2 separate regions of the Homo sapiens genome follow, and region 1 is linked to region 2. A link is an interaction called in ENCODE POLR2A ChIA-PET data of the cell type or tissue named here. Cell type or tissue: CD4-positive, alpha-beta T cell. All regions are shown on one strand. Links, peaks and the distances in the headings refer to the core of each region. The heading gives the core; the rest is flanking DNA. Region 1 overlaps ARSG (arylsulfatase G). Region 2 overlaps ARSG (arylsulfatase G).

The links. Peaks named below come from ENCODE experiments on the same cell type or tissue, not always from the same donor. Only the 100,000 strongest peaks of a DNase experiment are listed, where the experiment ranks them.
Region 1: POLR2A ChIA-PET joins it to region 2 with 9 read pairs; 7 of 35 experiments call an interaction of 5 or more read pairs at or near these places.

Annotation. Positions count from the first base shown.
Region 1 is chr17:68,404,101-68,419,105 of GRCh38, reverse strand. The region is part of intron 11 of ARSG (arylsulfatase G); the gene reads right to left. It also overlaps a transcript of PRKAR1A not described here. Among named protein-coding and RNA genes, the nearest start is that of MIR635, 13 kb to the left of the region's middle. RefSeq lists enhancers at 5,125-5,174, 4,670-5,326, 5,327-5,985. In CD4-positive, alpha-beta T cell, for the core only: no CTCF peak of the experiment used is centred there; a DNase peak (open chromatin) is centred at 4,983; H3K4me3 peaks cover 708 bases.
Region 2 is chr17:68,348,031-68,363,035 of GRCh38, reverse strand. ARSG (arylsulfatase G) reads right to left here. Exons shown (of 12, transcript NM_001267727.2): 5 at 11,350-11,461; 6 at 6,232-6,369. Among named protein-coding and RNA genes, the nearest start is that of ARSG, 64 kb to the right of the region's middle. RefSeq lists an enhancer at 6,229-6,288. In CD4-positive, alpha-beta T cell, for the core only: no CTCF peak of the experiment used is centred there; a DNase peak (open chromatin) is centred at 6,335; H3K4me3 peaks cover 570 bases.

The DNA of each region.
Region 1 (15,005 bases), core at 3,281-7,280, 57 kb before region 2:
CATCCAGAAGAGGAAGGACAAAAATGTTTGGAATGATAGCAGCTTCCTTGGCTCTTTATGATTCCGATGACTTTTTTTTTTTTTTTTTGGCTTTGCTATAGAAAAAGCAGTTAAGGGTCTGATGGAAATAAATATGACATAATTAAATAAACAAAGGGAATTAAAGCAAAAGATAGCCCTCAAAATTACAAGAGTTCCTAAACACTGACTTTGCTTCTGAGCTTAGCAGCAGCCAAACATTAATGAGATAGAAACTTATCAGTTGCTCAGGAGAAGCAGAGCTTTTTCTGGCACTAAAATCTGAGAGAAATTCTTCCAGTGGCTCCTTCTCCTACAGGGGACCCTGTAGGATGGAATGCTCACTGGCATTCTTATGAAAAATAAAACTGAGATTAGGATGGTTCCACTGACGACTTCTTATCACATCCTTTACTATATGATGAGGGCAGATGCCAACATGCAACTCAATACAAGGAAGTCTATAGGGGCAAAGCCATACCACCTAAGGATTCAGCCTTCTGGTCCAATCTGGCCAGAAATAAAATTTGAAATATTTAGGAGAATGGGTAGATCTCAAAGCCTTTAGACAACCCTTTTTTATTACTGGTTTTCCACCTGTGGCTGAGAGTCAAGTTGATCAGTAGAGATTAATAGTTGTTGTCTTTGCCTACAGTTTGGAATAGAATTTGATTATTCTTCATTGCCAGTACAGGGCAGTGACATGAGCTTTGACAAACAGTTCATGCTAGGAGTAGAGACTGTGTCCCAGGACTGAGGGATCTGCCTAAGATCAAGGGAAAAATCTGAAAGACTCGTCCTAACAAAGTGTAAAACTAAGGCTTTATAAGTTCAAGGGAACTGACTACTGATTAGCTGCCAGTGAAAACAAAAATCAACACTCTCAGGTAACAGAAATCAGAATTGCTACAATGCATCACCAACAATGTCCAGCTTACAATTTTTAAGGACGACTAAATAGGAGACTCCCAGTTTCTAGTCTGGCACATAAGGAGGTCGGCAGTCATCACTTCATTCTAACAAGTAAAAAGCTGAACAAACTAAAAAATCAACAACTCAGCCGGGTGTGGTGGCTCACGCCTGTAATCCCAGCAGTTTGGGAGGTTGAGGCAGGCGGATCATGAGGTCAGGAGTTTGAGACCAGTCTGGCCAACATGGTAAAACCCCGTCTCTACTAAAAATATAAAAAATTATCTGGGCATGGTGGTGGGCACCTGTAATCCCGGCTACCTGGGAGGCTGAGGCAGGAGAACCACGTGAACCTGGGAGCCGAGATCGTGCCACTGCACTCCAGCCCAGGCAACAATGTGAGACTCCATCTCAAAAAAAAAAAAAAAAAAAAAAAAAAAAAAAATTCAGCAACTCTTATTAGGTCTTTTGGAGAAGTGAAGTCACAGGGCAAACTACTGCCCCCAAAATTAGAGAGACAGACAAGCAAATAGAAACAATCACAACTTAACAGAGCAGAAACCCACAAGCAGAAACCTCTGCAAGAACCAGTGCCAGGAGTAGGGAAGCCCTGAACTGTAATTGACAAATTGCTGGAGGCTCAGTGTGGACAAGTCTGAGAGATGAAAAACTCCAGTGGGGCCCAGTTATCAAGCGCCACCCCCCACCGCGGCACCCAAAACACAACACACTTTTGTGAGTTTTACCTCCAGGAGCTCAACCAAGTTCTTACAGTAAATACTGGAGAAAAATCTCTTCATCCTTCCAAAAGGGGTAGGAGAAAAGTAATTTTTAAATATACCAAAACATTCTAGTTTTCTTAACAAGGCCTGCCCTCAGGAGAAACTAATTTACCAGAGCTTAAATTACTTAGGTTTTTCTCACAGCCTAACTGACCTAAGGGTAGGGGGATACCCAGCTCTAGCCACTCTAGCTGTTCCACCTAAGGGGAGGGAAGGGATAGACTAAGAAGCACTTGTGAAGTTCACAGTCCAAGGGCCCAGGCTCACCAAAACTACTAAGACTTAATAATAACCTACCCAAATGAGAAGGAACCAGAAAACCAACTCTGGTAATTAATATGACAAAACAAGGCTCTTTGACACTCCCCAAAAAATCACACTAGCTCACCAGCAATGGATCCAAACCAAGAAAAAAATCCCTGATTAACCTGAAAAAGAATTCAGGAGGTTAGTTATTAAGCTAATTAGGGAGGCACCAGAGAAAGGTGAAGCCCAATGCAAGGAAATCCAAAAATCAATACAAGAAGTGAAGGGAGAAATATTCAAGGAAATAGATAGAATAAAGAAAAAACAGTTAAAACATCAGGAAACATTGGACATACTTCTAGTAATGCAAAATGCTCTGGAAAGTCTCAGCAATAGAATTGAACAAGTAGAAGAAAGAAATTCAGAGCTCGAAGACAAGGTCTTTGACTTAACCCAATCCAACAAAGACAAAGGAAAAAGAATAAGAAAATATGAACAAAGCCTCCAAGAAGGCTGGGATTATGTTAAACGACCAAATCTAAGAATAATTGGTGTTCCTGAGGAAGAAGAGAAATCTAAAAGTTTGGAAAACATATTTGGGGGAATAATCAAGGAAAACTTCCCTGGCCTTGCTAGAAACCTAGACATCCAAATACAAGAAGCTCAAAGAACACCTGGGAAATTCATTGCAAAAACATCACCAGGTAACCTATAAAGAAAAACATGAGACAAAAATACCAGGTATCCTATAAAGGAAAACCTATCAGGATTAACAGCAGATACCCTACAAGCTAGAAAGGACTGGGGCCATATCTTCAGCCTCCTCCATCAAAACAATTATCAGCCAAGAATTCTGTATCCAGCAAAAATAAGCGTCATATATGAAAGAAGGATACAAACAAATGCTGAGAAAATTCACCACTACCAAGTCACCACTACAAGAACTGCTAAAAGGAGCTCTAAATCTTGAATCAAATCCTGGAAACACATCAAAATGGAACCTCTTTAAAGCATAAAGCTCACAGGACCTATAAAACAAAAATACAATTTGAAAAGCAAAAACAAAAAAACCAAGGCACATGGGCAACAAATAGCATGAGGAATGGAATGGTACTTCACATCTCAATATTAACACTGAATGTAAATGGTCTAAATGCTCCACTTAAAAAAATACAAAACAGCAGAATGGATAAGATCACCAACCAACCATCTGCTGCCTTCGGGAGACTCATCTAACATATAAGGACTCGCATACATTTAAAGTAAAGGGGTAGAAAAAGATATTTCATGCAAATGAACACCAAAAGTAAGCAGGGGTAGCTATCTTATATCAGACAAAACCAACTTTAAAGCAACGGCAGTTAAAAAAGACAGAGACATTATACAATGGTAAAAGGCCGTGTCCAACAGGAAAACATCACAATCCTAAACATATATGCTCCTAACACTGGAGCTCCCAAATTTATAAAATAATTACTAATAACGTAAGAAATGAGATAGACGGCAACACAATAATAGTGGGGGACTTCAATACTCCACTGACAGCACTAGACAGGTCATCAAGAAAGAAAGTCAACAAAGAAACAATGGATTTAAACTATACCTTGTAACAAATGGACTTAACAGATATATACAGAACATTCCAACCAACAACTGCAGAATACACATTCTATTCAGTAGTGCATGGAACTTTCTCCAAGACAGACCATACAATAGGCCACAAAATGAGCCTCAATAAATTTAAGAAAATTGAAATTATATCAAGCACTCTCTCAGACCACAGTGGAATAAAACTGGAAATCCATTCCAAAGGAACCTTCAGAACCATGCAAATACATGGAAATTATATAACCTGCTCCTAAATGATCATTGAGTCAAAAATGAAATCAAGATGGAAATTTAAAAGTTCTTCAAACTGAATAATAGTGACACAACCTATCAAAACCTCTGGGATACAGCAAAGGAGGGGCTAAGGGGAAAGTTCATAGCCTTAAATGCCTACATCAAAAAGACTGAAAGAGCACAAACTGACATTCTAAGGTCATACCTCAAGGAACTAGAGAAACAAGAACAAACAAAACCCAGCAGACAAAAGGAAATAACCAAGATCAGAGCAGAACTAAATGAAATTGAAACAAAAAAATAAAAAAGATAAATGAAACACAAAGCTGGTTCTTTGAAAATATGAATAAAATTGATATGCTGTTAGCAAGATTAACCAAGAAAAGAAGAGAGAAAATCCAAATAAACTCAATAAGAAACAAAACAGGAGATATTACAACAGACATCACAAAAATACAAAAGATCATTCAAGGCTACTATGAACACCTTTGCATTTAAACTAAAAAACCTAGAAGAGATGGATAAATTCCTGGAAAAATACAACCCTCCTAGCTTAAATCAGGAAGAATTAGATACCCTGAACAAACCAATAACAAGCAGCGAGATTAAAATGGTAATTTTTAAATTACCAACAACAACAACAACAAAAGTCTAGGACCAGATGGATCCACAGCAGAATTCCACCAGACATTCAAAGAAGAATTGGTACCAACCCTTTTGACACTATTCCACATGACAAAGAGGGAACCCTCCCTAATTCATTCTATGAAGCCAGAATCACCCTAATACTACAACCAGGAAAGGACATAACCAAAAAAGAAAACTACAGACTGATATCCCTCATGAACATAGATGCTAAAATCCTTAACAAAATACTAGCTAACTGAATCCAACAACATATCAAAAAGATAATTCACCATAATCAAGGGGGTTTCATACCAGGGATGCAAGGATAGTTTAACATATACCAATAAATGTGATATGTCAATAAATGTGATACACCACATAAACAGAATTAAAAACAAAAATCACATGGTCATCTCAATAGATGCAGTAAAAGCATTTGACAAAATCCAGCATCGCTTTATGATTAAAACTCAGCAAAATCGGCATACAAGGGACATACCTCAATGTAATAAAAGCCATCTATAAGAAACCCACAGCCAGGGGGAGGAGCCAAGATAGCCGAATAGGAACAGCTCCGGTCTACAGCTCCCAGCGTTGAGCGACGCAGAAGACGGGTGATTTCTGCATTTCCATCTGAGGTACCGGGTTCATCTCACTAGGGAGTGCCAGACAGTGGGCGCAGGTCAGTGGGTGCGCGCACCGTGCGCGAGCCGAAGCAGGACGAGGCATTGCCTCACTCGGGAAGCTCAAGGGGTCAGGGAGTTCCCTTTCCTAGTCAAAGAAAGGGGTGACAGACGGCACCTGGAAAATCGGGTCACTCCCACCCGAATACTGCGCTTTTCCGACAGGCTTAAAAAACGGCGCACCAGGAGATTACATCCCTTACCTGGCTCGGAGGGTCCTACGCCCACGGAGTCTCGCTGATTGCTAGCACAGCAGTCTGAGATCAAACTGCAAGGCGGCAGCGAGGCTGGGGGAGGGGCGCCTGCCATTGCCCAGGCTTGATTAGGTAACCAAAGCAGCCGGGAAGCTCGAACTGGGTGGAGCCCACCACAGCTCAAGGAGGCCTGCCTGCCTCTGTAGGCTCCACCTCTGGGGGCAGGGCACAGACAAACAAAAAGACAGCAGTAACCTCTGCAGACTTAAATGTCCCTGTCTGACAGCTTTGAAGAGAGCAGTGGTTCTCCCAGCACGCAGCTGGAGATCTGAGAACGGGCAGACTGCCTCCTCAAGTGGGTCCCTGACCCCCGAGCAGCCTAACTGGGAGGCACCCCCCAGCAGGGGCAGACTGACACCTCACAGGGCCCAGTACTCCAACAGACCTGCAGCTGAGGGTCCTGTCTGTTACAAGGAAAACTAACAAACAGAAAGGACATCCACACCAAAAACCCATCTGTACATCACCATCATCAAAGACCAAACGTAGATAAAACCACAAAGATGGGGAAAAAACAGAGCAGAAAAACTGGAAACTCTAAAAAGCAGAGCGCCTCTCCTCCTCCAAAGGAACGCAGTTCCTCACCAGCAACGGAACAAAGCTGGACAGAGAATAACTTTGACGAGCTGAGAGAAGAAGGCTTCAGACGATCAAATTACTCTGAGCTATGGGAGGACATTCAAACCAAAGGCAAAGAAGTTGAAAACTTTGAAAAAAATTTAGAAGAATGTATAACTAGAATAACCAATACAGAGAAGTGCTTAAAGGAGCTGATGGAGCTGAAAACCAAGGCTTGAGAACTACGTGAAGAATGCAGAAGCCTCAGGAGCCGGTGCGATCAACTGGAAGAAAGGGTATCAGCGATGGAAGATGAAATGAATGAAATGAAGCGAGAAGGGAAGTTTAGAGAAAAAAGAATAAAAAGAAATGAGCAAAGCCTCCAAGAAATATGGGACTATGTGAAAAAACCAAATCTACGTCTGATTGGTGTACCTGAAAGTGACGGGGAGAATGGAACCAAGTTGGAAAACACTCTGCAGGATATTATCCAGGAGAACTTCCCCAATCTAGCAAGGCAGGCCAACATTCAGATTCAGGAAATACAGAGAACGCCACAAAGATATTCCTCAAGAAGAGCAACTCCAAGACACATAATTGTCAGATTCACCAAAGTTGAAATGAAGGAAAAAATGTTAAGGGCAGCCAGAGAGAAAGGTCAGGTTACCCTCAAAGGGAAGCCCATCAGACTAACAGTGGATCTTTCGGCAGAAACTCTACAAGCCAGAAGAGAGTGGGGGCCAATATTCAACATTCTCAAAGAAAAGAATTTTCAACCCAGAATTTCATATCCAGCCAAACTAAGCTTCATAAGTGAAGGAGAAATAAAATACTTTACAGACAAGCAAATGCTGAGAGATTTTGTCACCACCAGGCCTGCCCTAAAAGAGCTCCTGAAGGAAGCACTAAACATGGAAAGGAACAACCGGTACCAGCCACTGCAAAATCATGCCAAAATGTAAAGGCCATCGAGACTAGGAAGAAACTGCATCAACTAACGAGCAAAATAACCAGCTAACATCATAATGACAGGATCAAATTCACATGTAACAATATTAACTTTAAATGTAAATGGACTAAATGCTCCAATTAAAAGACACAGACTGGCAAATTGGATAAAGAGTCAAGACCCATCAGTGTGCTGTATTCAGGAAACCTATCTCACCTGCAGAGACACACATAGGCTCAAAATAAAAGGATGGAGGAAGATCTACCAAGCAAATGGAAAACAAAAAAAGGCAGGGGTTGCAATCCTAGTCTCTGATAAAACAGACTTTAAACCAACAAAGATCAAAAGAGACAAGGCCATTACATAATGGTAAAGGGATCAATTCAACAAGAAGAGCTAACTATCCTAAATATATATGCACCCAATACAGGAGCACCCAGATTCATAAAGCAAGTCCTGAGTGACCTACAAAGAGACTTAGACTCCCACACATTAATAATGGGAGACTTTAACACCCCACTGTCAACATTAGACAGATCAACAAGACAGAAAGTCAACAAGGATACCCAGGAATTGAACTCAGCTCTGCACCAAGCGGACCTAACAGACATCTACAGAACTCTCCACCCCAAATCAACAGAATATACATTTTTTTCAGCACCACACCACACCTATTCCAAAATAGACCACATACTTGGAAGTAAAGCTCTCCTCAGCAAATGTAAAAGAACAGAAATTATAACAAACTATCTCTCAGACCACAGTGCAATCAAACTAGAACCCAGGATTAAGAATCTCACTCAAAACCGCTCAACTACATGGAAACTGAATAACCTGCTCCTGAATGACTACTGGGTACATAATGAAATGAAGGCAGAAATAAAGATGTTCTTTGAAACCAACAAGAACAAAGACACAACATACCAGAATCTCTGGGATGCATTCAAAGCAGTGTGTAGAGGGAAATTTATAGCACTAAATGCCCACAAGAGAAAGCAGAAAAGATCTAAAATTGACACCCTAACATCACAATTAAAAGAACCAGAAAAGCAAGAGCAAACACATTCAAAAGCTAGCAGAAGGCAAGAAATAACTAAAATCAGAGCAGAACTGAAGGAAATAGAGACACAAGAAACCCTTCAAAAAATCAGTGAATCCAGGAGCTGGTTTTTTGAAAGGATCAACAAAATTGATAGACCGCTAGCAAGACAAATAAAGAAAAAAAGAGAGAAGAATCAAATAGATGCAATAAAAAATGATAAAGGGAATATCACCACTGATCCCACAGAAATACAAACTACCATCAGAGAATACTACAAACACCTCTATGCAAATAAACTAGAAAATCTAGAAGAAATGGATAAATTCCTCGACACATACACTCTCCCAAGACTAAACCAGGAAGAAGCTGAATCTCTGAATAGACCAATAACAGGATCTGAAATTGTGGCAATAATCAATAGTTTACCAACCAAAAAGAGTCCAGGACCAGATGGATTCGCAGCTGAATTCTACCAGAGGTAGAAGGAGGAACTGGTACCATTCCTTCTGAAACTATTCCAATCAATAGAAAAAGAGGGAATCCTCCCTAACTTATTTTTTGAGGCCAGCATCATCCTGATACCAAAGCCAGGCAGAGACACAACCAAAAAAGAGAATTTTAGACCAATATCCTTGATGAACATTGATGCAAAAATCCTCAATAAAATACTGGCAAACCGAATCCAGCAGAACATCAAAAAGCTTATCCACCATGATCAAGTGGGCTTCATCCCTGGGATGCAAGGCTGGTTCAATATACGCAAATCAATAAATGTAATCCAGCATATAAACAGAACCAAAGACAAAAACCACATGATTATCTCAATAGATGCAGAAAAGGCCTTTGACAAAATTCAACAACCCTTCATGCTAAAAACTCTCAATAAATTAGGTATTGATGGGACATATTTCAAAATAATAAGAGCTATCTATGACAAACCCACAGCCAATATCATACTGAATGGGCAAAAACTGGAAGCATTCCCTTTGAAAACTGGCACAAGACAGGGATGCCCTCTCTCACCACTCCTATTCAACATAGTGTTGGAAGTTCTGGCCAGGGCAATTAGGCAGGAGAAGGAAATAAAGGGTATTCAATTAGGAAAAGAGGAAGTCAAATTGTCCCTGTTTGCAGACGACATCATTGTATATCTAGAAAACCCCATTGTCTCAGCCCAAAATCTCCTTAAGCTGATAAGCAACTTCAGCAAAGTCTCAGGATACAAAATCAATGTACAAAAATTACAAGCATTCTTATACACCAACAACAGACAAACAGAGAGCCAAATCATGAGTGAACTCCCATTCACAATTGCTTCAAAGAGAATAAAATACCTAGGAATCCAACTTACAAGGGATGTGAAGGACCTCTTCAAGGAGAACTACAAACTGCTGCTCAAGGAAATAAAAGAGGATACGAACAAATGGAAGAATATTCCATGCTCATGGGTAGGAAGAATCAATATCGTGAAAATGGCCATACTGCCCAAGGTAATTTACAGATTCAATGCCATCCCCATCAAGCTACCAATGACTTTCTTCACAGAATTGGAAAAAACTACTTTAAAGTTCATATGGAACCAAAAAAGAGCCCGCATCGCCAAGTCAATCCTCAGCCAAAAGAACAAAGCCGGAGGCATCACACTACCTGACTTCAAACTATACTACAAGGCTACAGTAACCAAAACAGCATGGTACTGGTACCAAAACAGAGATATAGATCAATGGAACAGAACAGAGCCCTCAGGAATAACGCCGCATATCTACAACTATCTGATCTTTGACAAACCTGAGAAAAACAAGCAATGGGGAAAGGATTCCCTATTTAATAAATGGTGCTGAGAAAACTGGCTAGCCATATGTAGAAAGCTGAAACTGGATCCCTTCCTTACACCTTATACAAAAATCAATTCAAGATGGATTAAAGACTTAAACGTTAGACCTAAAACCATAAAAACCCTAGAAGAAAACCTAGGCATTACCATTCAGGACATAGGCATGGGCAAGGACTTCATGTCTAAAACACCAAAAGCAATGGCAACAAAAGCCAAAATTGACAAATGGGATCTAATTAAACTAAAGAGCTTCTGCACAGCAAAAGAAACTACCATCAGAGTGAACAGGCAACCTACAAAATGGGAGAAAATTTTCACAACCTACTCATCTGACAAAGGGCTAATATCCAGAATCTACAATGAACTCAAACAAATTTACAAGAAAAAAACAACCCCATCAAAAAGTGGGCGAAGGACATGAACAGACACTTCTCAAAAGAAGACATTTATGCAGCCAAAAAACACATGAAAAAATGCTCACCATCACTGGCCATCAGAGAAATGCAAATCAAAACCACAGTGAGATACCATCTCACACCAGTTAGAATGGCAATCATTAAAAAGTCAGGAAACAACAAGTGCTGGAGAGGATGTGGAGAAATAGGAACACTTTTACACTGTTGGTGGGACTGTAAACTAGTTCAACCATTGTGGAAGTCAGTGTGGCGATTCCTCAGGGATCTAGAACTAGAAATACCATTTCACCCAGCCATCCCATTACTGCGTATATACCCAAAGGACTATAAATCATGCTGCTTTAAAGACACATGCACACGTATGTTTATTGCAGCATTATTCACAATAGCAAAGACTTGGAACCAACCCAAATGTCCAACAATGATAGACTGGATTAAGAAAATGTGGCCCATATACACCATGGAATACTATGCAGCCATAAAAAATGATGAGTTCATGTCCTTTGTAGGGACATGGATGAAATTGGAAATCATCATTCTCAGTAAACTATTGCAAGAACAAAAAACCAAACACCACATCTTCTCACTCATAGGTGGGAATTGAACAATGAGAACACATGGACACAGGAAGGGGAACATCACACTCTGGGGACTGTTGTGGGGTGGGGGGAGGGGGGAGGGATAGCATTGGGAGATATGCCTAATGCTAGATGACGAGTTAATGGGTGCAGCACACCAGCATGGCACATGTATACATATGTAACTAACCTGCACATTGTGCGCATGTACCCTAAAACTTAAAGTATAATAATAATAAAAAAAGAAATATGTAGAGAGTGTTTAGTTAATGCCAAAGGCTAGTGCACATTTGTTTTGCATAAGGAATAAATAATGCTTAATAAACAGTAATTTGCACCAATAAAAAAAAAAAAAAGAAACCCACAGCCAACATAATACTGAATGGGGAAAAGCTGATATCACTCCCTCTGAGAACTGAAACAAGAAAAGGATGCCCACTGTCACCACTCCTCTTCAACATACTACTGGAAGTCCTAGCCAGAGCAAGACAAGAGAAAGAAGTAAAGGGCATTCAAATCAGTAAAAGGGCATTCAAATCAGTAAAGAGGAAGTCAAACTCTCACTGTTTGCTGACAATATGATTGTTTACCTCGAAAACCCTAAAGACTCCTCCAGAAAGCTCCTAGAACTGATAACAGAATTCAGCTAAGTTTCTAGAAACAAGATTAATGTACACAAATCAGTAGCTCTTCTATACACCAACAGCAACCAAGCGGAGAGTCAAATCAAGAAGTCAACCCCTTTTACAATAGCTGAAAAAAAAAAAAACTTAGGAATATACCTAACCAAGGAGGTGAAAGACCTCTGCAAGGAAAACTACAAAACACTGCTGAAAGAAATCATAGATGACACAAACAAATGGAAACACATCTCATGCTCATGGATGGGTAGAATCAATATTGTGAAAATGACCATACTGCTAAAAACAATCTACAAATCCAACACAATCCCCATCAAAATACCACCATCATTCTTCACAGAATTAGAAAAATTCATACAAAAACAAAAAAGAGCTTGCATAGCCAAAGCAAGACTAAGCAAAAAGAACAAATCTGGAGGCATCACACTACCTGATTTCAAACTATACTATAAAGCCATAATCACCAAAACAGCATAGTACTGGTATAAAAATAGGCACATAGACCAATGGAACAGAATAGAGAACCCAGAAATAAACCCAAATAATTACAGCCAGCTGATCTTCGACAAAGCCAACACAAACATAAAGTGGGGAAAGGACACCCTTTTCAACAAACGGTGCTGGGATAATTGGCTAGCCACATGTAGGAGAATGAAACTGGATCCTCATCTCTCACCTTATACAAAAATCAACTCAACATGGATTAAGAACTTAAATCTAAGACCTGAAACTATAAAAATTCTAGAAGATAACATTGGAAAAGCCCTTCTAGACATTGGCTTAGGCAAGGATTTCATGAACAAGAACCCAAAAGCAAATGCAATAAGAACAAATATAAATAGCTAGGACATAATTAAACTAAAGATCTTTTGCACAGCAAAAGGAACAGTCAGCAGAGTAAACAGCCCACACAGTGGGAGAAAATCTTCACAATCTATACATCTGACAAAGGACTAATATCCAGAACCTACAAGGAACTCAAACAAATCAGCAAGAAAGAAACAATACCATCAAAAAGTGAGCTAAGCACATGAATAGACAAGCCTCAAAAGTATACAAATGGCCAACAAACATGAAAAAATGCTTAATGTCACTAATGATCAGAGAAATGCAAATCAAAACCACAATATGATACCACCTCATTCCTGCAAGAATAGCCATAATCAAAAAATCAAAAAACAGTAGATGTTGGCATGGATACGGTGAACAGGGAACACTTCTACACTGCTGATGGGAATGTAAACTAGTATAGCCGCTATGGAAAACAGATTCCTTAAAGAACTAAAAGCTGAACTACCATTTGATCCAGCAATCCCACTACTGGGTATCTACCCAGAGGACAAGAAGTCATTGTACGAAAAAGATACTTGCACACACATATTTATAGCAGCACAATTTGCAATTGCAAAAATGTGGAACCAGCCCAAATGTCCATCAATCAATGAGTGGATAAAGAAACTGTGATATATATATAATGGAATACTGCTCAGCCATAAAAAGGAATGAATCAACAGCATTTGCAGCAACCTGGGTGAGACTGGAGGCTATTATTCTAAGTGAAGTAACTCAGAAATGAAAAACCAAACATCGTATGTTCTCACTGATATGTGGGAGCTAAGTTATGAGGAGGACATAAAAGCATAAGAATGACACAGTGGACTTTGGGGACTTGGGGGTAAAGTGGGAGGGGGCAAGGGATGAAAGACTACAAATAGGGTGCAGTGTATACTGCTTGGGTGATGGGTGCACCAAAATTTCACAAATCACCGCTAAAGAACTTACTCATGTAACCAAACACCACGTGTATCCCAATAACCCATGGAAAAATAAAAAATAAATAAAGTGAAATGGTAGGAAAAGATTTTCCATGCAAATAGTAACCAAAAGATAGCAAGAGTGGTTGTACTAATATCATACAAAATAGACTTTAAATTTTAAAAAGGGTTATAAGAGACAAAGAGAAGGACATAATATATTAATAAAAGTTTCAATGCCATTTTTGCCATTTCTGTTCCACATAGTACTGGACATTCCAGCCAGAGCAATTCGGCAAGAAAAAGAAATAAAAAGCATCCAAATTGGAATGGAGGAAGTAAAATGACCTCCTTCAGATATGATATAATCTTATATGTAGAAAACCTAAATATTCCACATAAAAACAGAACTAATAAAGGAATTCAGCAAAATGGCAGGATTGAAATTCAGAACACAAAGCCAGTTATATTTCTATACACTAACAGTGAACAATCTGAAAACGAAATTGTGAAAACAACTTCATTTACAATGGCATCAAAAAGAGTAAAATAGGAATTAACACAAAAAAGTGAAAGACTTGCATAATGAAAACCATAAAATATAGCTGAAAGACATTAAAGAAGACATAAACAAATGGTTACATCCCATGTTCATGGATTGGAAGACTTAATATTGTTAAAATGTCAATACTACCCCAAGTGGTCTACAGGTTCAGTACAATCCTTATCAAAATCCTGATGATGTTTTTTGCAGAAATAGAAAAAGCCATCCTAAAATTCACATGGAATCTCAGAGGACCCAGAAATAGTCAAAACAGTCTAAAAAAAAAAAAAAAAAAAAAGCCCAAAGCTGTAGGACTCACACTCCTGATTTCAAAACTGCAACAAGTCTACAGTAATTAAAACAGTGTGGTACTGGCATAAACATAGACATATAACTAATGAAATAGAATAGACAGTGGAAATTATCCCTCACATGTATGATCAAATGATTTTTAACAAGGGTGCCAAGACCATTCAATGGGGAAAGGACAGTGTTTTCAATAAATGATGCTGGGAAAACTGGATGTCAACATGTAAAACAATGAAGTTGGACCCTTACTTATGCCACATACAAAAATTAACTGGAAATGGATCAGAGATCTAAATATAAGACCTAAAATACTAACACTCTTTTTAAAAATATGACAAAATCTTCACAACAATGAATTTGGCAAATCATTTCACAGATGAATTCAATCAAACATGAAAGAAATAATACTGATCTTCCACAAACCCTTTCAGAAAATAGAGAAGGGAATATTTCTCAACTCATTTTATAAGGCCAGCAAAATCCTGATACCAAACCTTGACATAGACAAGAAAGGAAAATTATAGACAAAATCTTAGCAAATCAAAATCAGCAAGATATAAAAAGTATGATACATCATTACTAAATGGGATTTATTGAGGAATGTAAAGTTGGCTTAACACTTGAAAATCAATCAATGGAAAAAGAAAAAGAATCAATGGAATTCACACCATTAAAAGGGTACATACACGGTATCTACATTTATAAAACCTCACCAAATTATACATTATAGATCTGGGCCTTTCACTTTGTGTACAGGTTGCCTTAACTGGACAAATAGGAACACTTTTACACTGTTGGTGGGACTGTAAACTAGTTCAACCATTGAGGAAGACAGTGTGGCGATTCCTCAAGGATCTCGAACTAGAAATACCATTTGACCCAGCCATCCCATTACTGGGTATACACCCAAAGGATTATAAATCATGCTGCTATAAAGACACATGCACACGTATGTTTATTGCGGCACTATTCACAATAGCAAAGACTTGGACCCAACCCAAATGTCCATCAATGATAGA
Region 2 (15,005 bases), core at 4,173-8,172:
AGACTGGACATGTCTAATTCACGTTTGAATCCCTGGCACAGCACCAGCACATCACTGGAGCTGGATAAGTAACTCACTCATTCATTCATTCATTCATTAAATATTTATTAAGCTCTAACTGGGCACTGGGGACAGAGGAATGAGCACAATAGATATGATTTCCACCCTCTTGGAGTTTAACATCTAATTGAGACCAGGAAAGAGAAAAAGGCAACTAAAATATAAATAAGATGATTATTTAAAAAGTTAGTATAGGCAGCGCATCCCAAATCTGAAAATCCAAAATACTCCAAACTCCGAAACTGTTTGAGCACTGACCTGACACTCAAAGGAAATACTCATGGGAGGATTAGGGATGCTCAGCCGGTTAAGTATAATGCAAATAGTCCAAACTCTTTAAAAATCCAAAATCTGAAATACTTCTGGTCCCAAGCATTCCAGATACGGAATACTCAGCCCGTAGGAGAGATGGAAGAGAAATACAAGTTGCTGTGGAAGGTGTAACAGGGGAACCAAATGGGGTTTGGGGTGTGGAGGGGAGGGAAAGATCCCTGAGACAGTGGGACCTGGAGGACGGTGTGTGGTGACCACACAAGGCAGAGAACATAGCCCTGGGGGAGACGTTCGATATGATTGCCTCGCTAGTCATTAGTTTATTCTCTCACTCACTAGAGATCCGTCTCTGCATTCAAACAGGAGAAAGGAGAAAGAGGGGTTGGGGGTGAGTATGGTCTTTGGATCTGAACCTGGATCCCTGACATAGGTTGGTGTCGGGTGGGAGCCGGGTGAGAGGCAAGATGAGGAGGGGGCAGCACCACAGCAGGGGCACTTAGGCAAGCATGGGGGCCAGCAATGAAGACGGATAGTGAGTCAAGGAAAACGGAGAATTCTGCAGATCCCAGGCATGAGCTCATGAAGGCTGGAACATGTCTTTCATCTCTGCATCCTGAGGACCTAGTTCCAAAAGATGCGTGTCCTGTGTCTTAGCCTGCTAGGGACGCTATAACAAAATACCACTCCCTGGGGTGGCTTAGTATACAACCATCGACTTCTCCCAATTCTGTTTTTTGGGTTTTGTTGTTGTTGTTGTTTTTGTTTGTTTGTTGTTGTCATGGTTCTTTCTGAGAGTTTCGCTCTTGTTGCCCAGGCTGGAGTGTAATGGCATGATCTCGGCTCACTGCAACCTCCGTCTCCTGGGTTCAAGCATTCTCCTACCTCAGCCTCTCAAGTAGCTGGGATTACAGGCATGTGCCACCATGACCGGCTAATTTTTGTATCTTTAATAGAGATGGGGTTTCACCATGTTGGCCAGGCTGATCTCGAACTTCTTCTGACTGCATGTGATCTACCCACCTCGGCCTCCCAAAGTGCTGGGATTACAGGCGTGAGCCACCGTGCCTGGCCTTTTTTTTCTTTTTCCAGGTTCTAGACTGCAGAAGGACCTATTTGTTTGTTTGTTTGTTTGTTTTGTTGTGTTTTTTGTAGAGATGGGGGTGGTCTCACTATGTTGTGCAGACTGGTCTTGAACGCCTGAGCTCAAGCAATCTCCTACCCTTGGCCTCCCAAAGTGTTGGGATTACAGGCATGAGCCACCACGCCTGACTTTACGTCTCCCAGTTCTAGAGGCTGGGAAGTCCACTGTCTGGTAAGGGGCTGATTCTTGGCTTATTAACAGACAAGTGTCTTCCCACTGTATCCTCACATGGCCAGGAGAGAGCACACCAGAGTCTCTTTCTCTTCTTTTAATACAAACACTAATCCCAACATGGGGGCTTCACTCTCATGATCTTATCTAAACCTAATTTCCTCCTAATGGCCCCACCTCCTAATACCACCCCATTAAGGGTTAGGATTTCAATGTGTAGTACATGACACCATGGAAGATTGATTTGTTTGAAAGGTCTGATTTCAGGCCGGGCACGGTAGCTCACACCCGTAATCCCAGCACTTTGGGAGGCCGAGGCAGGTAGATCACCTGAGGTTGGGAGTTCGAGACAAGCTTGGCCAACATGGTGAAACGCCGTCTCTACTAAAAATACAAAAATTAGCTGGGTGTGGTGGCGGGCGCCTGTAATCCCAGCTACTCGGGAGGCTGAGGCAGGAGAATCGCTTGAACCCAGGAGGCAGAGGTTGCAGTGCGCCAAGATTGCAACACTGCACTCCAGTCTGGGTGACAAGAGCGAGACTCAGTCTCAAAAAAAGAAAACTAAGAAATGTCTGATTTCAAACATGCTGGGCCGCTGCTCATCCTGATGCCCGATACACTCCTGCTTATCAAGCCCTGTATTGCCCGCGTAGGTGCAATGCACGGTCCCAGACCTCAAAAGGAACAGAGGCCCAGCTAGCTCTGTGACCCAGGAGTCATGCCTTCTACCGGCTCCTTTTCCCATTCAGAGATTTGCCTGCTGCTTAAAAAACTCCAATCAAGCATTAGCATTCAGCATTGCTACCAGATGAAGGGTCTAAAGTCAAGTAAACTGAATGACCAGCAGTGATAACCAAGTACTACGTCGAGGGTCTTGGGTGAAACACTAAAGCCAACTAAAGACCCAAGTAAAAACTCCCTAAGTCCCAGGGTGGGCCCCCTTGTCAAGGAAGAGCGGGAAGCCACACTCTAGGGACAGCTGGTGGTTTTGAAAAACAGGTCCAAGGTGGGGGAGGGGCTTGAGGCAGGGGCCAGAGTCATGGAGGAGGAAGGGCATGGACCTGAGGGCCTTTTCTGCTGATGCTCAGAAAATCATTTGGCATGTGGAAATCCCAAAGAAATCAGCATTTCTGGGGATTTCCTTCTGTGATGTTAAATGCCAACAGGACTCGGGACTTTTCACTTAATAACCAGCTAATGAATTAACAAAACTGTTCCCCTTTTTTGTATAATAAGGAGGCTGTCGGTTGATTTGCCCTTTAATGGATTAATTAACGGGTGGATGTCCAGGCCCTATGCCCACTTCGGAGGGGGCATTAAACGGCCCCGAGTCCCCATTCCTTCCCCTAAGAACACAGTGTCGTTTGAGTCACCACAAAAGCAGAAGAGACTGTCCCCACTAGCCTTGAAGCATCCACGTGCCATGGGGCACAGGGGCCCGAAACCATCCCAAAGTTCCAGGGAGCTGGGAGACGCTCAACCCTCCAGATGGCAGAAGAGGCTCTGCCCTTTCTACTATTGACAATCTGAAATAAAACAACAGTGTTCTCAGAAAGTCCTGATAAACCCTTAAGATGCAATTTCTGAAGCCCTTAGGAGCTGCTTTTGAGATTCAATCCTTAAATAGGTTTTATTACCAAGAAAACAGGATGCCTGGATCTCCTGCATTGCTGCCTCAACCCTCCCTGCTGAGCTTCTAAAAACGTCCAATGTGGCTGAGCGAGGGGTGGGGGATTCCTGCATATTCAAGGGGCTGCTGTGATCACTTAGCCACAGGTAGAGTCCCTTTTTAATTCTGCCCAAGTGGACAGCCGTGCAGCACGTGCTTTCTTGACCACTTAGGCTAAGGCTGTAGAAAACACCAAGTTTCTTGGAGTCCATTGCCCTTGAGGAGTGGAATCTCCTAGGAGGAAGATAAGATGAACATATATGGGGTCATTAGAGGGCAGCAGAAGGCAGTTATGAAGGGGGCGGGGAGGGTGACTGTGTGTGCATGTGTGCAGGTACACGTGTGTGTGTGCACTTGCACCCCACAGTCTATGGGTGTGCATTCCAAATAAGTGTGCACAATTTTGGAGTTGTCCATTATTTCACAATGTCCATTCTTTGCCCTGACACCTCACACGTATATGATTTATTAGAGATAGACTGTGGTATGGTTTTGTTTTTGCTTTTTTGTTTTTTGGGTTTTGGGGTAGTTTTGTTGTTGTTGTTGTTGTTGTCGTTTTGAGATGGAGTCTCACACTGTCGCCCAGGCTGGAGTGCAGTGGCCTGATCTCGGCTCACTGCAAGCTCCACCTCCCGGGTTCACGCCATTCTCCTGCCTCAGCCTCCCGAGTAGCTGGGACTACAGGCGTCCGCCACCACGCCTGGCTAATTTTTTGTATTTTTAGTAGAGACGGGGTTTCATCGTGTTAGCCAGGATGGTCTCGATCTCCTGACCTCGTGATCCACCTGCCTCAGCCTCCCAAAGTGCTGGGATTACAGGCGTGAGCCACCACGCCCAGCCGGTTTTGGGGGTTTTTTAAGAGACAGGCTCTCCATGTGTCAGGCTGGAGTACGGTGGCACCATTATGGCTCACTGCAGCCTTGAACTCCTGGACTCAAGTGATTCTCCCAGTTCAGCCACCCGAGTTAGCTGGCACTACAGATTCACACAACTATGCTCAGCTATTTAATAACTTGTATTAATTTTTTTTTTTGAGACAGAGTCTTGCTCTGTCGCCCAGGCTGGAGTGCGGTGGCACAATCTGGGCTCACTGCAACCTCCACCTCCCGGGCTCAAGTGATTCTCCTACCTCAGCCTCCAAAATAGTTGGGACTACAGATGGGTGCCACCACTCCCAGCTAATTTTTGTATTTTTAGTAGACACAGGGTTTCACCGTGTTGGTCAGGCTGGTTTCGAACTCCTGAATTCAGGTGATCTGCCTGCCTTGGCCTCCCAAAGTGCTGGGATTACAGACGTGAGCCACCGCGCCCAGCCACTTTTTATAATTTTTTGTAAAGACAAGGTCTCACCAGGTTGTCCAGGCTAGTCTGGAATTCCTGGCCTCGAGCGATCCTGGAGGATTACCCAGTGTAATCCCAAAGCACTGGGATTACAGGTAGGAGCCACCGCACACAGCCCACTTCTTTGTTTTTCTTATTTACCTTTATTTTATTTTATTTTTCATTTTATATTTTTTTTGAGACAGGGTCTCGCTCTGTCACCCAGGCTGGAATGCAGTGACACAATCTTGGCTCACTGCAACCTATGCCTCCCAGGCTCAAGTGATCCTCCATCCTCAGCCTACCAAGTAGCTGGAACAACATGTGCAGATCACCACGCCCAGCTAATTTTTGTATTGCTTGTAGCGACAGAGTTTCACCATGTTGCCCAGCTAGTCTTGAACTCCTAGACTCAAACAATCTGCCCATCTTGGCCTCCCAAAGTGCTGGGATTATAGGCATGAGCTACCACCCCCAGCCTTTTGTTAATTAGTAGTTTCTAATATTTCAAGATCAGGAGATTTCACATAAAAGCCAGGTATCCTATCTCTGTTGTAAAATGAAAAGATGTGATATTCCAGGTTCACATTTTCACAAAGAAGCACCAAGCAGCTGGAGCTAGGTAGTAGCTGCCCCCTTCAGATGGGGCATGTGCTTACAGGTTCACTGTAGACCCCACCACTCCCTAATGCCTTACGTTCATCCTGCTTCCCTCTTTAAGGTTACCTATCTGTGCCTTCTAGATGCGGGAATTTGTAACTTCTGTCTGGTAGAATGAAGGATAGCTCCCAAAGATAAGCAGGGTCTAATTCCTGGAATCTGTGAATGTTACGGTATATGGCAAAAGAGAGTTTTCAGGTGGAATTATGTTAAGGGTCTTGAGGTAGGGGGATCACCTTGGATTCTCCTGGTGGACCCTAAACGCCATCACAAGTGCTATCGTAAGTGGGAGCCAGAGGGGAGATTTGACTGAAGATGCAAGTGAACAACAGAATTAGAGTTGAGAATGATATGGCCATAGCTCAGAAATGCCAGAAGCTGGAAAAGGCAAGGAAGGAATCCTCCCTAGAGACTCCCCAAGAAAACAGTCCTGCTGATGCCTTGATTTTAGCCCCCTAAGACTCATTTCAGACATCTGGCCTCCAGATCTGTAGCAGGGTAAGTTACTGTTGTTTTAGCTACTAAATTAGTGGTTGGTTGTTACAGCAGCAATGGAAAAGTAATACATCCTGCCAGCTAGTGAGCTCAACAAATGCCTTGAGTGCCCAGAGTGCAGTGGGCAGGCCCTACCCTTGAGGAGCTCGTACCCTAGAAGGAGAGGACAAAATGATCATGGCAGTGGAACGTGATCAAAGCAACAGAGGGATAAGCCCCAGGGACTCTAGGAACATACCTGAGGAATCTCTAATCCAGGACCGCAGATTTCCAGAAGGGGCTGTTTTCCAGCTTTACTTATAGGAGACATGTATGCATCCATCTCTGCTGAGCAGCAAAACTCTGCCATGGCCTCAAGCGTGCTGAGGCCAAGGGACATGGTGTGTGTGCACGGGTAGGTGGAGGCAGGGGGAGGCCCTGCGGAGGGAGGGAGACTCCTCACCTTGCACGCTGGATGAACTGGGTTGCTTTCTCAGCATACTTCTGGGCAAGGCTGCTCAAGTTCACCGGCTGCTCCACAATGTTGAGGTTTTCATAAAGAGGGAGGGCCACGTCAGTGTAACAGTCTCTTTGAAGGTTCCTGTGTGGAAACCACAGACCATAGAGTATTCATTTCCTACGTACTCACGGAGCAGAACTAAATGCTTTAATGCAACAATGCATATGCACATAAATACAACACTCTGGCCCCAAATGATTTTTCTGGTTGGCCATTTCCTCCAAGTGTAAAAGTCTATGCATAATGCTTTCTTCCATTCCCTTTGAATAGATATTTATGTTCCATGGACGAGCTGACCACTCTGTAAAGCTTGCAAAGACTCTCGTGAGCTAGGGACATTATTTTTTATTACTTGCATTTTGCGGGGAGAGAAACTGAGGTCTAAAGAACCTAAATGATGTCAAGCAGAGTCCCACCACCAATCAGTAGCCCCATTGCTGGCTTTCTCTGCTGTCTCACTTCAATCCCAGCCTCTGTGTATGGCGTGCAACTCAGCGTTTTCCGAAGTCAACAATTGGGACTTCATGTAATAGCAGGTCTGTCAATAGGACAGAATATATAAGATGGGCCAGGTGCAGTGGCTCATGCCTGTGATCCCAGCACTTTGGGAGACCGAGGCCAGCAGATCACTTGAGGTCAGGAGTTCGAGACCAGCCTGGCCAGCAGGGTGAAACCCTGTCTCTACTAAAAATACAAAAATTAGCTGGGCATGGCAGTGCACATCTGTAATCCCAGCTACTCAGGAGGCTGAGGCAGGAGAATCATTTGAACCCGGGAGGCGGAGGTTGCAGTGAACTGAGATCATCCCACTGCACTCTACCCTGGGTGACAGAGTGAGACTCCATCTCAAAAATAAATAAATACATAAAAAGGAATACATAAGATGGGTTGGGACAATTTTAATTTTAAGCCATGTTTGCAGAATTTGGAGAAACTTCAGCAGTTGGAAAAAAAATAAGAGTCAAACTAATAACATCTCCTGGAAAAAAAAAAAAAACAAGCTCATGGCCAGACGCCGTGGCTCACGCCTGTAATCCCAATACTTTGGGAGGCTGAGGCAGGCAGATCACCTGAGGTCAGAAGTTCAAGACCAGGCCAGGCACAGTGGCTCATGCGTGTAATCCCAGAACTTTGGGAGGCCAAGGCGGGTGGATCACCTAAGGTCAGGAGTTCAAGACCAGCCTGGCCAACATGGTGAAACCCCATCTCTACTAAAAATACAAAAATTAGCCGTGGTGCTGCACGCCTGTAGTCTCAGCTACTCAGGAGGCTGAGGCAGGAGAATTGCTTGAACCTAGGAGGCGGAGGTTGCAGTGAGCTGAGATTGCGCCATTGTACTACAGCCTGGGCGACAAGAGCAAAACTCCATCTCAAAACAAAACAACACAAGCTCAAGTTTTGGTCTTACAGATTGAAATGAATCTGACCCATAGCTGCCCATCAATGTGGCTGAGTCATGGTCTGACTCTGGTCATGATCTCTGGCAAGTTACTTAAGCTCCCAGAGTTATCTCCTTATCCGTAGCATTGGAGGGCCTGTGCCATCCTTACAGGGGTGCTGGTGGTCTAAGGGAGATAACAAATGGTTAGTGCATTGCACACATCTTCAGTGTATTAGGAATTCTGAAAAATCTCAAGCTCTCAGTCCTGGTCACCAAAGAGAACCAAGAGAGAAGCTGAGAGCAATGCAGACAGAGGTGGTAATGAATGGAGTTCTCTCAGGCAAATACGTCATCCTAATAGTGCTGGGAAGGATTTGTGAAGAAATCAAAACTTGCCATCACACCTACATGCACACACACCCCATTACAGAAATATAGGAGATATGGTCAGACTGTGTGGATAATTGTCAAAAACCACAATTTTTGTTTTGTTTTGTTTTTTTGACACAGGGTCTCACTCTGTCGCCCAGGCTGAAGTGCAGTGGCACAATCTCAGCTCATTGCAGCCTCAAACTCCCATCTTAGTCCCTGAGCAGCTGAGACTATAGGTGTGTGCCACCACACCTGGCTAATTTTTGTATTTTTTGTAAAGAACGGGTTTCACCATGTTGCCCAGGCTGGTCTCAAACTCCTGAGCTCAAGCAATCCACCCACCTCGGCCTCCCAAAGTGCTGGGATTACAGGCATCCCAAATTTTTTAAAAGAGAAAAAGAATTATCACCATGCTGGGCATTAGAACACTAATCGCATATTTATGTTGAATTTTTCAGCTTTTTATTATACCATTGCAACTCCATGAGTCATTTACATTCTTTCCTGTTTTTCTCTCTCTCCTAAGCCACCCATTATTTCTCTGTTTGATTTTTTTTTCTTTTTTTCTTTTTTTTTTTTTTTGAGACAGGATCTGGCTCTGTCACCCAGGCTGAAGTGCAGTGGCATAATCTCAGCTCACTGCAACCTCCTCCTCAAGCCATCCTCCCACCTCAGCCTCCTGTGTAGCTGGGACTACAGGCATGGGCCACCACACCCAGCTAATTTTTGTATTTTCTGTAGAGATGGGGTTTTGTTGTGTTGACCAAGCTGATCTCAAACTCCTGGGTTCACAAGGTCCACCCACCTCAGCCTCCCAAAGTGCTGGGATTACAGGAGTGACCCACTGCACCTGGCTTTCTACTGGATTTTTAACATAGATTAAAAAGAGATTTTTAACATAGATTAAAAATTAAAAAATAAAAATAAAAAAATACAGAAGGAACAGGATTGAAATAAAAAAAAAAAAAAAAAGAACAAGAAGAAGAAAAAGAAGGCCAGGTGCAGTGGCTCATGCCTGTAATCCCAGCATTTCGGGAAGCCGAGGTAGGCAGATCACTTGAGGTCAGGAGTTCAAGACCAGCTTGGCCAACACGGTGAAACCCCATCTCTACTAAAAATACAAAACTCAGCCAGGCATGGTAACACAAGCCTGTAATCCCAGCTACTCAGGTGACTGAGGCAGGAAAATCACTTGAACCTGGGAGGCGGAAATTGTAATGATCAGAGATTGTGCTACTGCACTCCAGCCTGGGCAACAGAACGAGACTCCATCCTTCCAAAAAATAAATTAATTAAAATTTTAAAATTTTAAAAAGAGATTGGCTGACATATGTCATACCTTCATATGGCCAGGTGTGATTACAGGTATGCCCAGCAGGCCACGGTGGGTAAGAAGGGCAGCAGGATGCTCTATAGCCTCGCTTTTCATGCCATAATGTGCAGAATCCCTGGGCTGGTTTTTGTTTTTGTTTTTGTTTTTTGAGACGGGATCTTACTCTGTCACCCAGGGTGAAGTGCAGTGATGCAATCATAGCTCACTGCATGCATAAGTCTTGTTAAAAAGCAGACCTGGGGGTAGGATGTGAATCTGTGCACTTCTACCAAGCATGTAAGTGATATCCACCATGCTGGTTCAATGACTATGCTATGAGTAGCAAAGATAGGAAGGGCATATGGGCTCTGGACTCAGAGAGACCTGGATTGGAATCTCCATTCCTACCTCTTTCCAGCTCCGGTGTAACCTGGGCAACATAAGCTTCCTTATCTGTAAAATCAGGTATCAGGTTGGTGCAAAAGTAATTGTGGTTTTACTTTCAACAGCAAAAACCGCAATTACTTTTGCACCAACCTAAGAAATACCTACCTCACACAGTGGTCACGTGGATTACAGATAAATATAGACAGTGCTTAGAATGTAACAATTTCTCAATAAATACCCACTATTATATTAACTATTGTTTTATAGATAGACGAGCTGAGACTCACCTTTCCCAAGTGGCTCAGACAACTGTAGCCTTAGAAATAACCACAGTGCTCTGTCCGAACAAGGGAACACGTGTTTTGTGCTGCTTTATTACCTGAGTGAGGCTTATCATCTTTTTTTTGTGATCATAAATGCATCTCAGGATACTTAGGAAATACAATGACAAAGAGGAAAATAAAGAGAAAGTGGAGAAAGAGTCACCGCTGGGTGCGGTGACTCACGCCTGAAATCCCAGCACTTTGGGAGGCCGAAGTGGGCAGATCACCTGAGGTCAGGAGTTCAAGACCAGCCTGGCCAACATGGCGAAACCCCGTCTCTTCTAAAAATACAAAAATTAGCCTGGTGTGGTAGTGGGTACCTGTAATCCTAGCTACTCAAGAGGCTGAGGCAAGAGAATCTCTTGAACCAGGGAGGCAGAGGTTGCAGTGAGCCGAGATCGCGCCACTGCGCTCTAGCCTGGGTAAGAGAGCAACACTCCATCTCAAAAAAAAAAAAAAAGAAAGAAAAAAGAAAATGAAAACCCTGAGTCCCACGACCAGAGAGATTCCTTGATAACATTATGGCATATCTCCTTTGAGTCTCCGTTGATAGGACTACAAAGATAGGGTTACAGAGCTCATTAGGATCTTACCGTTGATGACTTGCTTCCTGCTTTTTTTTTTTTTTCACTTACTATTATATCATAAGCATTTTCCCATTTCATTAAATGTTTTTTCAAAACATCCTATTTGGTGCCTGTTTGGCATTCCAACATCAGAATGCTGGCTTAGTTGTCCATGCGGGGAGAAGCTCAAAAGGAATCCTGTTCTCTCTCTCTCTGTCTCTGTCTCTCTCTCTCTCTCTCTCTGTCTCTCTCTCTCTCTCTCTCCTCTGTCTCTCTCTCTCTCTCTCCTCTGTCTCTCTCTCTCTCTCTCTCTCTCTCCTCTGTCTCTCTCTCTCTCTCTCTCCTCTGTCTCTCTCCTCTGCTCTCTCCCTCCCTCCCTCCTTATGTCCAGTGTCTGGGCTAGAAGCAAAGACAGCAGGCAGAGGAGGAGGGAGGCCCCACATGTGTGAGACCCTAGCAGCACAAGCCTCTCCCTAGCTGAGCTCAATAGTCTGAGGAACCTGTAAAAATTTCAATAGAAGAATTTTGTGGACCTCATCGTTGAAAGGTTTCTTGCACTCCCTGCAAATAACACATTTAAATTTGCACAGAATGTACCGTGTATCTTATTTGCCGTCTTAACTGTTTCCTGTCTGCATCTTTAATTTATTGCTGATGGACCACAGTCTTGGAACTTTGCCTTGTCCTGGAGCCTATCGCAAATGTGTCAGACAGCATTACCTTGATGGTCCATCACCCTGTGGACACGCTGGACAAGGAGGGTGGTTGTAGCCTGGAGTATCAGTACAGCCCATATCATGGCTATATGGGATTCCAAAGTAGTAATCAAAACCTGGAATAGAAGCAACCGGTTAGCACCCCCACGTGGCTGCGACTCCATGTGCTTGCCTTTGTACACCCACGACAAAAATGTAATTTCCTATGATTTAATACTGCAGTGCTATAGAGTATGTAATTATAAGAGGATTTGATTAATATCCCTTTGTAGTATGCATAGAAAATCACTTTGCTGGGTTCTGGCTGTTAGATTAGATTTGCAAAACATCTTGTGATTAGAATTAACCCAGTTTGGGAGGAAGTGGAGAGAATTATTGAATGCCTAACATCTTCAACGAAATTATGGACATACTCAGTATTTGGTGAAAACCTACTATATACATGACACTTTAAGGGATAAAAAAAAAACAGTTGTTCTTAGCTGCCACAACCACAGAGAAAAAAAAAATTATAAAAAATTTTTTAGAAAGAATAAATTCTGCCTTCAAGAGACTTTTCATGTGAGGAGAAAATAAGATATAAAGATTAAGAAATAAGAGATGAATAGGTGAGCCAACAAGAGTGATCACAGGAAGTTACCCCCGATAGAGATGGTGGGATGGGGATGGGGCAGGAATCTCAAAATGCGCCTTGAAAGATACTGCCTTTCAGCTGGGACTCAAAAGGCTGACAGAATTTGGGCTTGGAGTGGTGGAGTGAAGGTGAGGGATGGAAGGGTGTGAGCATTGAAACCCAAAGCCTTTGTGTTGAAGTTTTCTTCTGAGTTCCTCCTTCCTTCTATCTCTTCTCCAGCCCAAGCTTTATTTATGTATTTATTTATTTTATTTTATTTTATTTTATTTTTTGAGACGGAGTCTCGCTCTGTCACCCAGGCTGGAGTGCAGTGGGGAAATCTCGGCTCAATGCAAGCTCCGCCTCCCAGGTTCATGCCATTCTCCTGCCTCAGCCTCCTGAGTAGCTGGGACTACAGGCACGTGCCACCACGCCCGGCTAATTTTTTGTATTTTTAGTAGAGATGGGTTTTCACCGTGTTAGCCAGGATGGTCTCAATCTCCTGACCTCGTGATACACCCACCTCAGCCTCCCAAAGTGCTGGGATTACAGGTGTGAGCCACCGCGCCCGGCCCAGCCCAAGCTTTTAATCAAAGGCTATAGCTGCATATGCAGCTAGAATGCAAAAATTCTCCAGAAAAAGGAAACCTTCCCCAATTACCCAGGTAACTGCTTCAGCTCTCTTTATTTCCTAGAGGTAGATAGAACTCGAATCTCACAAAGAATTGCTATTTCTCATTAGCCTCAAATTCCAGGCCCAGGAGTAGGGAGAGCTGTGTTTTCAGCTTCAACTCCTGCCCCTCCAAATCGTTTTTGGCCCTCTCTATAAGCACCCTTCCTAAAAGAAGCAAGCTCTCTTCAGTTCCCTGTGAGCCTCATGCTTTGGGGCCTCGGTGGCTTTGCCTGGAATTATCTGCTCTGTGTCTCTCACAGGTGAAACTGCATTAGCACTTCCCAGCCCAGTTTGAGTGTGAAGTTTCCTACAGAATTTCCCTGCTCTTCACTGCATCCCGCCTGCCACAGCCCTGCACTCAACCCATTCTCCTAGTGTAGCCTACAGACTTTTTATCATCTGGGTAATACCGTCTTCCCCATTAGTGATGCACTCCTCGAGTTAGACATTAGATCTTTGCCAACCCAATATGTGGTGTATGTAGAATAACTAGTAGATGCTTGTCGTATTTTTTTTTCTTTTTGAGACGGAGTCTCAGTCTGTCTCCCAGGCTGGAGTGCAGTGGCACGATCTCAGCTCATGCAACCTCCACCTCCTGGGTTCAAGCGATTCTCGTGCTTCAGCCTCCCGAGTAGCTGGGACTACAGGCACCTGTCACCACGCCCAGCTAATCTTTGTATTTTTGTAGAGATGGGATTTCAGCATGTTGGCCAGGCTGGTTGCAAACTGCTGACCTCAAGTAATCCACCTGCCTCGGCCTCCCAAAGTGCTGGGACTATAGGCATGAGCCACCATGCCCAGCCTGTTTGTTGTATTTTTAAAAAATTGATATCTTCATGCTAACTTGGTTTGCACAAATGGATTTAGCTACCCCCTAGGTACACAACATAGCCCTGAAATGCTACTGCATCTGGTATCAGGATGACTCTCCACCAAGGAGAGCAAACTTCTGCCGGAAAGAGCCAAATAGTAAACATTTTAGGTTTTGTGGGTCAGATGATCTCTGTTAAGGCCACTCAACTCTGCCATTGTAGCGCAAACACACCCACAGACAATATGTACACAAATGACTGTACATATTGGCTGTTTTCTTTTTTTCTTTTTTTTTCTTGAGATGGAGTTTCAGTTTTGTCGCCTAGGCTGGAGTGGTGCAATCTCAACTCACTGCAACCTCCACCTCCTGGGTTCAAGCGGTTCCCCTGCCTCAGCCTCCCAAATAGCTGGGGTTACAGGCATGCACCACTGTGCTGAGCTAATTTTTTATTTTTTTAGTAGAGACAGGGGTTCACCATGTTGGCTGATCTCAAACTCCTGACCTCAGGTGATCCACCCACCTCAGCCTCCCAAAGTGCTGGGATTACAGGCGTGAGCCACCATGCTTGGCCTTGCTGTTTTCTAATAAAATTTTATTTACAAAAACAGCTAGCATACTGGATTTGGACCACAGGTCTATGCCAACCACTGATCTAAATCATAGGCATCCTCATACCCCAGTGTTAGAAAGACCTCGTTGTGTTTGCAGGAGCCCTGACCTGAGGAACAGCCCAGGGCAGCAAGAGGAGCGTGGGTGCTTAGAAGGAATGTGTAAGTGTGCTTGGCATAACCCAGGGCATGTGAAGTTTTTTTCCGACTTCCTCCTTCATTCTATCTCTTCTCCAACCCAAGCTTTTAATCAAAAGATTAACCAGGCATGGTGGCGGGCACCTGTAGTCCCAGCTACTTGGGAGGCTGAGGCATGAGAATCACTTGAACCTGGGAGGCGGAGGTTGCAGTGAGCCGAGATCATGCCACTGCACTCTAGCCTGGGAGACAGAGTGAGACGGGGAACCAGGACAGTGCACCGCAGAGAGGATGTAAGAGGCAGGAGGGAAAAGGAGTGAACTTGGACATAAGCATGAAGAAACCTCAGAGTGTCCATGCCAGAAGGCTTTTTGGAATTGTCTGGTCCAAAGAGCAAATAGGTAGGAGGTACTCTTTCTTCCCACTTCCCACACCCACAGGAGACACCAGATCCATCATGGTACCACTTCCTGCTGCATAGGAGCTGGTCTCAGTATCCCCTCACCACAGGAATATGCCCTCAAGGTGCCAACACCTGATCTGGTCCAACCCCTCAACTGTCAAGTGAGAAAACTGAAGACCAAGGAGGAAACAAGTTCTGGAGTAATTTTTAGTGAGTGCAAAAGCCAGGTCTTCACTTCTCCCATCTGTCATTTTTTTTAAAGCATGTGTGGATGATGCCACGAATGCCCACCTGGGAAAAGGGGCTCAAGGGAGGAGAGGGAGAGGAATGAGCATCAAAGGGGAGGTAAGAGTTGAAGAAGACGTCAGCCAATGGGGTTACTGACCAGTGGGTCCCTGCTGAAGGCTGGCT